Linked DNA regions of Mus musculus: all the other regions are linked to region 1. Evidence: chromatin loops called from intact Hi-C (ENCODE). Cell type or tissue: gastrocnemius. All regions are shown on one strand. Region 1 holds the start of Rpl5 (ribosomal protein L5). Region 2 overlaps Rpap2 (RNA polymerase II associated protein 2). Region 3 holds the start of Glmn (glomulin, FKBP associated protein).

What was found. Peaks named below come from ENCODE experiments on the same cell type or tissue, not always from the same donor. Only the 100,000 strongest peaks of a DNase experiment are listed, where the experiment ranks them.
Region 2: a loop joins it to region 1, with 3 times the contacts of the local background. A loop is called at or near these places in 23 of 42 quality-filtered maps.
Region 3: a loop joins it to region 1, with 27 times the contacts of the local background. A loop is called at or near these places in 3 of 42 quality-filtered maps.

Annotation. Positions count from the first base shown.
Region 1 is chr5:107,899,210-107,901,709 of GRCm38, reverse strand. Rpl5 (ribosomal protein L5) reads right to left here and starts at 1,182. Exons shown (of 8, transcript NM_016980.2): 1 at 1,064-1,182. The coding sequence starts at 1,066. In gastrocnemius, a CTCF peak has its summit at 1,231 (motif pointing left); DNase peaks (open chromatin) are centred at 418 and 1,197; H3K4me3 peaks cover 1,516 bases; H3K27ac peaks cover 1,170 bases.
Region 2 is chr5:107,603,827-107,606,326 of GRCm38, reverse strand. Rpap2 (RNA polymerase II associated protein 2) reads right to left here. Exons shown (of 13, transcript NM_144911.3): 5 at 2,441-2,500. Among named protein-coding and RNA genes, the nearest start is that of Rpap2, 7.4 kb to the right of the region's middle. In gastrocnemius, no CTCF peak of the experiment used is centred here; no DNase peak of the experiment used is centred here.
Region 3 is chr5:107,596,032-107,598,531 of GRCm38, reverse strand. It overlaps Glmn (glomulin, FKBP associated protein), which reads left to right and starts at 893. Exons shown (of 19, transcript NM_133248.2): 1 at 893-988; 2 at 1,670-1,744. The coding sequence starts at 1,706. Rpap2 (RNA polymerase II associated protein 2) reads right to left here and starts at 836. Exons shown (of 13, transcript NM_144911.3): 1 at 672-836; 2 at 1-10. The coding sequence starts at 744. In gastrocnemius, a CTCF peak has its summit at 1,061; DNase peaks (open chromatin) are centred at 636 and 895; H3K4me3 peaks cover 1,779 bases; H3K27ac peaks cover 1,486 bases.

The DNA.
Region 1 (2,500 bases):
TTTTTTTATTTAACTATGTAACAAAATCATGCCCAAGTTTCAAAAGCAAATTATTACAAGTGTCAACTTCTATAGCATGTTTCTAAGCTGACCGGAAACAAGAATCGCTGTTGTGCAGTGCTCAACCTTTAATAAGGTTAGTTCCTCATGCTGTGGTGACCCTTCCCCAAACCATAAATCTCGTTGCTGCTTCGTTAATTTAATCTTGTAGTTATTCATCGTTAATACAAATATCTGACAGATGGGTTAAGAACCAGATGGAGAACTGCTGTTGCACTGGTTCTCTTCGCCAAACACACCTAACTAAGCCTCAGAAAACACGTAAAGATGGCTGGGCGGAATAGGGCACCGACCCAAGTCGCTCCATCCACAACTGCAGGCTCCTTACTACAACTTGCAGGTACAAAGACATTTTCGTACTGCCTTTAAACAATCTTTCAATTCCTGTACCACTGATCGATCCCTACGCCAAACCGCCGGGATGTATCACCTACACCGGAGCCAATCTGTGCCGACAACTGCACACCTCACCGAGAAAGTTCAACCACTCGGCGCTCACTTCCTCCCTGCCTAAACCGGGCTCAAATGGCAGAGTACGATCTACAATTACTCCTCGCAAATGAAGAGCTGCACCCCACCTCTCAAGTCCGATCTCAGCAAATCTCTGAAAACAGGGCCAGACTCTGGCCAGGAAGAGCCAGGGGCCGCCACATCCCTTCCGGGACGCAGCAGCGCCACGGCCTCCACTGACAGACACTCCCGGCTTCAGGGCTCTGTGCGAGGCCGAGGGATTCGGGCTTCCGTGGCACGGCCTCCTGACGACCCCGGAGACAACTGCGGCTGGCAGCCGGACTCGGAAGCCTCGTCCCGAGCACCCTCCGCCGCGGCCCCTCCCCCGGCTGGCACCCGGCAGCCATTAGGCCACGCTGGAACGGCGGGCGCAGAGCCGGGAATCGAATGCCATCTGCCCCCCGGGTCGCACGAGCCGACCCCGAGCGGGCATCCGCGAGAGGAGGGGGCACCCCGGTGCACGCACGGGCCTGAGACCCAGATGCCCACTCACCATCCTGCGGAATAGAGACCCGCAACCGCGGCTCCACGCAGACCTGCAGAGTCGGCCGCGCTAAGGGGGAAAAAGACCGGAGTCACGTACGCATGCGCAGTATGTAGCACCACCAGCACGCAAGCGACGTGAGAAAGAGTGGCTGTAGGCCTCAAGATGCGCGGGCTATCGCCCCCTGCCGGTAGGAGGATGAATGTCATCTTCCTCCTCTCAACGAGCATGGAGGATGGGCGATGAGAAAGGGAAATAGAGGCTTTTTGCGAGGACTTTTTTTTTTTTTTTTTTGGGGGGGGGGTGGTTTTTCGAGATAGGGTTTCTCTGTGTGACCCTGGCTGTCCTGGAACTCACTCTGTAGACCAGGCTGGTCTCGAACTCAGAAATCAGCCTGCCTCTGCCTCCCAAGTGCTGGGATTAAAGGCGTGTGCCACCACTACCGGGCAGGAGGACATTTTTAAAAACACGCTCGGCATGCACGCACACACACCACACTTATATAATTATTTTTCTAAGCAGGAGGGGGTAAAAATTAAGTTAAATACATGAATTTGCCTATGCTGAAATCTTGCCTTCTCCATGACTTGACTCACTTCTGGAATATATATTTCGGAATTCCCAGCACACAGGGCCGCCGGGAAGCTCAGCCTCAGAGCCTCAAGTTTGAGTTAGAAGAGACTCTTCTGCCTTTGCATAGCATCTTGACATCTGCTTCAAGCATACTTTTCATTCTCCAGCACTTCTCAGAGTGCTGACCTCCAGTCAATTCTTAGTTACCTGTTACATGGTGAAAACAAAACAAAACCCACTGCACTCTCCTGTTGCCTTTATGCTTCCATTGTCCCCAGAATTCCTGACATTATGAGCGCCGCCTCCTCCATCACTCTTAGTCCCCTTCCTCAAGAAGTTTCTTTTTAGGACTGGGTGTGCAGCTAAGAATTGCAGCCTCAGTACTTAGAAGGGAGAGGAAAAAGAATCAGAAAGTGCAAGGCTAGCCTAGGCTACCTAGTGAATTGGAAGCCAGCCTGGGCTGCCTGAAGGAAAAGAAATGCATACAAACAATTATTTAAACACGTGAAAGAACAGTTATAAGGCTGAGAGCTTTAGAAAGTCTAAAAAAAGTCTGAGAGCCGGGCAGTGGTGGTGCACGACCTGGGAGGCAGAGGCAGGCAGATTTGAGTTTGATGCCAGCCTGGTCTACAAAGTGAGTTCCAGGTCAGCCAGGGCTACACAGAGAAATCCTGTCTCGGAAAACCAAAGTCAATGAGAATGCAATTTGAAAATTGCTTCCCTAGCCGGGCGTGGTGGCGCACGCCTTTAATCCCAGCGCTCGGGAGGCAGAGGCAGGTGGATTTCTGAGTTTAAGGCTAGCCTGGTCTACAGAGTGAGTTCCAGGACAGCCAGGGCTACACAGAGAAACTCTGTCTCAAAAAACAAAACGAA
Region 2 (2,500 bases), 300 kb after region 1:
GTATACGGTATTCTTTACTTATGTACAACTGAACAGTTTGACGTTTTTGCTACCATGTAAATGCTGTAAGCTTTTTTTTTTTTTTTTTTTTTTTTTGAGATGGGATCTCACTTTGTACTCTGGGATGGCCCAAAACTCACAGTGTAACTCAGGTTGGCTTTGAATTTGTGAATTTGTGGCATCCTACTGCCTCAGCTAACCAAGTATTGGAATTTCAGTGTGAGCCACAACAATAACCTTAATAAAAAATGGTTTTTAAAGACTACATTTAATACTTTCACTTTTTTAATTGTCTAATTTGTATACAAGGGCATGTATGTGTATACACACGCCCGGCATGCATATGGTACATCTTTTCCACGTGGTCATGAGGACATAGTGTTGTGGCCCACCAGTACTGGTACTAGAGCAGGAATACGGACTAGCAGGGCAAGAGACATGGTGGGTTGACGTTTTTAATATTTCCCACAACAGGTGGCGCCCAACATGGCATGTGTATCTGTGTGTGCACTCATGTACACAAGCAGTACCTATGTGTCTGTGTGAGCACTCACCTCTGCGGCTGGAGGGTAACAGGGTGTGCTATTCAATTACTCATCTCCTCATGGTTTTTAGACTGGGTCTCTCTCACTGAATTCTGAGCTTCCACTTTTGGCTCAGTTGACTGGCTAGTGAGCCATCAGGGTCTGCCTGTCTCCAACCTCCAGTGCTGAGGTTGTGAACACATGGCATTAAACTCCTGAGATATCTCCTTTTAAAATACATACAAAGTTTGCTCTCTTAATCCTTTTTTTTTTTTTTCTTTTGAGACAGAGGGTTGCTGTGTAGCCCAGTGGGCTTCAAACTCTAAGTTCTTTTGCCCTGGCCTCTCGGGAGCTGGGACAGAGGCAATGCCACACACCTGTTACTCATCACTATGGTTTTTTTTTTTTTTTTTTTTTTTTTGGTTTTTTGAGACAGGGTTTCTCTGTATAGCCCTGGCTGTCCTGGAACTCACTCTGTAGACCAGGCTGACCTTGAACTCAGAAATCCGCCTGCCTCTGCCTCCCGAGTGCTGGGATTAAAGGCGTGCGCCACCACGCCCGGCCATATCACTATGTTTTAGTGTACATTCAATGACATAAGTTCACATTGTTGTACAACTCTTCAGTATATATCTTTGGAATTCTTCTCAGAGCACAAAACTGAAATAACACCCATGAAACAGTAACATTTTATTCCTACCTTCTTTGATAAGCTTCATTCTGCTATAAAAATTATTACTTTAGGAACCTTGTGTGAGTCGGTTATGCAGTCTTTGTCCTTTTGGGTTAGTTTTCTGCACTTGATGTCTTCAAAGTTCCTATAACACTTACCTTCTTTTTAAACTCAGAATATCATTCTACTCTATGCCTATATTTTATAGTTATCAATATTTTTATACATTTACCCTGGTACACATAGCTCAGCAATTTTTTCAAGGCATATAACAAAGAATATGAAGGCTTGTTCATGAAGAATGTGATACATTTTTGGGCTTGTAACTGTACTTAGCATTAGTGAGCCCTTCTAGTATGTAAGAGGCTCTGGGTTTGAACCCCAGCCTTCTTCCACTTCATGGTGTGAAACAGATTCCAAAACAGGCTCTAAAGGTGGATGTACTAGCCTTCATTCTCATCTTTGTGAGTTGTACAACGAACTCACTGTGTTTAGAGTGGCTTTTTCTCCAATTACTGAAAAGACTGAATGCGTTTTTGAATGTTCATTAACCATTTGTATTTAGTATATAAAAGTTTCCATTACGTTGCCTTCCTCTTAGACTACACTTTCTAGCTATCAACTTTTAGAAAATACAACTTTACATCTTTCTCTTGTTCATTTATAATGGACAAAATCTCTAAATTTAATATAAGAAAGTTTACCAGCTTTCCATATATGGTCTACTTTTCTGCCCAAGTTTTGAGAGAGGTCTGCCCTGCCTTTCTCAAACCTGCTTTTGCTGGGATAAGCAGTTCTCACGTTTTTTTATCAGGATGACTAACTGTGCTGCCTCTAGCTGCTCAAACCCATCCCTCCTATGACATGCAGGGTTCATATGTGTGATCAGTCTGCTCCTGGCTCATCCCTGTCACCACGGCTTACTTGTCTGCATTTATACTAGCATGTATTCATGTTTTCAAATGTTCAAATCATTTTTGAGCTAGAGAGGTAGCCCAGAGAAGCCTCAAACTTGCTGCAGGGCCGAGAATAAATCTAACCCTTGACTCTCCGGTCTCTGCCACACCCAGCTTCAAGTCTTATTAAAGCTCAAGCAAGAAATTTTCTTAGTACCTTAGCTTTTAACAGAAACAACCTGTAAATATAGCTATTTTCTAACAGACAAATTTTAAAGTAAAAAAATTAAAGTTTTGTACAATTTCATTTAAAAATTAACTGCCACTTTCAATAGCTCTGAACTTACCTTCCTTTCAGTAATATCATAGACTTTATTGGTTTTAGTAGAAATTCGATATTTCTGTTT
Region 3 (2,500 bases), 300 kb after region 1:
TGTTTAGTACCTACAATTGAAGAGAGAAAAGTCAAGTGCCAATGCATTTGATGTAGCAGAGTAGTCCCCAAATATCACACTGTAGGCACCATTTCCTTTTCTCTCACACATCTCATTTCCAACTTCGATGTGTACAAAAAAAGAAAAACAACCCCCCCCCCAGAAAAACAAAAACAAAAGGGGGGGCTAAACAGGAAGCAAATTCAATTGTTTCTGTAAATTAATTACATTTTACATTTTCATGACGGCAGTCTCTTCGAGGACTCTTTCTCATCGGATGCGCTTTAATCAAGTGCTTTTAAAACACTCTCTAAACTGGGTTCCTTTAGAATAAACATTGCTCAGTCTCCCAAATGTTTGTTCCCTTGCCTAAAGAGAGGAGTCTGAGACCTCAGAGACCAGATATCAAAGCAATCCAAGGTTCAAGGCAACTGACCACCACCTGCCTTGGCCACTTGTTCCCACGTACGGGTAGATCCTAAAACCCCTGTGTAAGAGTGTGGGATTCCTCCCCCGAAGGCACTAGGACAGCCTGCGTTGGGAAGCTCTGGGCCTCATCCACCCGGAGTTCTCGCTCTCCCCGGCGCAGCCTCAGAAAGAGGCCCGCGCGTGCGTGGTACTCAAACCAAGGTCTCAGGGTCCCAGCCTGGGACGGTGGCTCTTGTTCGTACCGGTAGCATCTCGGTGGGTGCTGGAAGCCCGGGTACTTGGGCCTAGAGAGCAAGGTACGGCAGAGTCAGCCATGGGGAAATGCGGTCAGAAGAGGGGGTCGGGACAGCACATCTACCTCCTCACGCTTCGCCCGGAACCGGGCTGGGGGCGGGCCCAGGGAGGGCGGGGCGAGCGGCGGAGGGGGCGGGCCCAGGGCGGGGCGGGGCGAGCGGCGGAGGGGGAGGGTCCGGTCCGGGGGCGGGGCCAGGAGTGCGGCCTGCGCTACCTGAAGTGGAGAAGGAGGAGGAGGGCAAGAGGCAGGCGCGTGGATCGGCGGGTAGGTAGACATGCTGGGTCGGGCGGATCGGGCTCGCCGAACAGGACCTGCGCCGCACGCGGCTCTCCTGCTCGGCCTCTGGAGGTGCTGGAGCCTGGACACCCTGCCCTGCAGGAGCAGGGAGAAATGGCCTCCCTTCGCCTCAGCCAGGCGCGGTAGGGTGTGATTTTCCTGTTCGCGCCTGCGGGGCAAGGACCTTCGCTGCTGGCCTCCTTTTCGTGATACTCGGTGATCTCACTGACGATTGTTTATGTGAGGAGGGAGATCCTGTGGAGAATGGGGTGGGCGGCATCGGAATCTTCAACTTCTTTGGGTGACTTAATTATGTTGGATTCCAGTTTTTGTCAATGGGACATTTAAAAAAATTACTTAATGATTAGATTTTTCATTCCAGGTCCACAATTTGGATTTTTGTTTTCCTTTTAAACAAAGGCTTTTCTAGTAGTTCTTTCTAGGGCTCTTTTTATTTTTTTACTCGTCATTCTTTAAAAATTACTTTCTTTAGGCATTATATCAGGGGCTTTTAAAAATGCTTCATTAGGCTAACACAGTAACGTTCAGTAATAGCAGTTAACCTATAAAACTTTACATTGTGTTTGTTGTCTAATAATTCAGAATGAAACGGTTTATGAAACATAATTTACATGGTATCACACAATTAACTGGGTTTTTTTGTATTAGTTCATTACAGCATCAAAATTAGGAAAATAATTAGGAATGGCTGTGGAGGAACTTCAGAGCATAATAAAAAGATGTGTAAGTACTTCTCCGAAAACACCTTTAAATATATGGGAAGGGCATAGAGTATCTTTACTTTGTGGTCACTCATGTTATTTATCTTAACTAAATTCTGCTTCTTCTTTTTTGACTTGTAAATATCAAAAAATCAGGAAAGTAGATTAGATGATAATGATGATGGTGGTGGTGACTTTCAATCCTAGTACTTTTGGGAGGCAAAGGCAGAGGGGTCTCTGATTTTGAGGCTGGCCTGGTTTACATGGTAAATTTCCAGGACAGCTTGGGCTATGGAGAGAGAGAGAGAGACCCTCGCTCACAAGGGGCATAAGGGGCTAGAGAGATGGTTCAGTGGTTAAGAGCACTTGTTCTTGCGGAGGACCTGGGTTCATTTCTCAAAACCCAGGCCCTGTTCTGGCCCACAATGGGCATCAGGCACATGCATATGTATGAAGGTAAACGTTAGTAAATTGTATTTAAAAGCATATTAAATCATGTACATGTCTGTTTATGTGTGTTGGTAGGGGGTATATATGAGTATAAGTGCCTGGCATGGAAGCCGTAGCGTTAGGACCACTCAGAGCTGGAGTTACAGGTGGTTGTGAGCCACCTGATCTGGGTGCTGGGAATTGAACTCAGGTCCTCTGCAAGGATAGTATTTGCTCTTATCTACCAAACCATTTCTCTAGTCCCAGTAGTCTTTAATTTTAAATTTCTTATTGTTTTCATAAGTTTCTCTGGTACAGTAGGTTCAAGATCACTCCTTAAGCCATACTG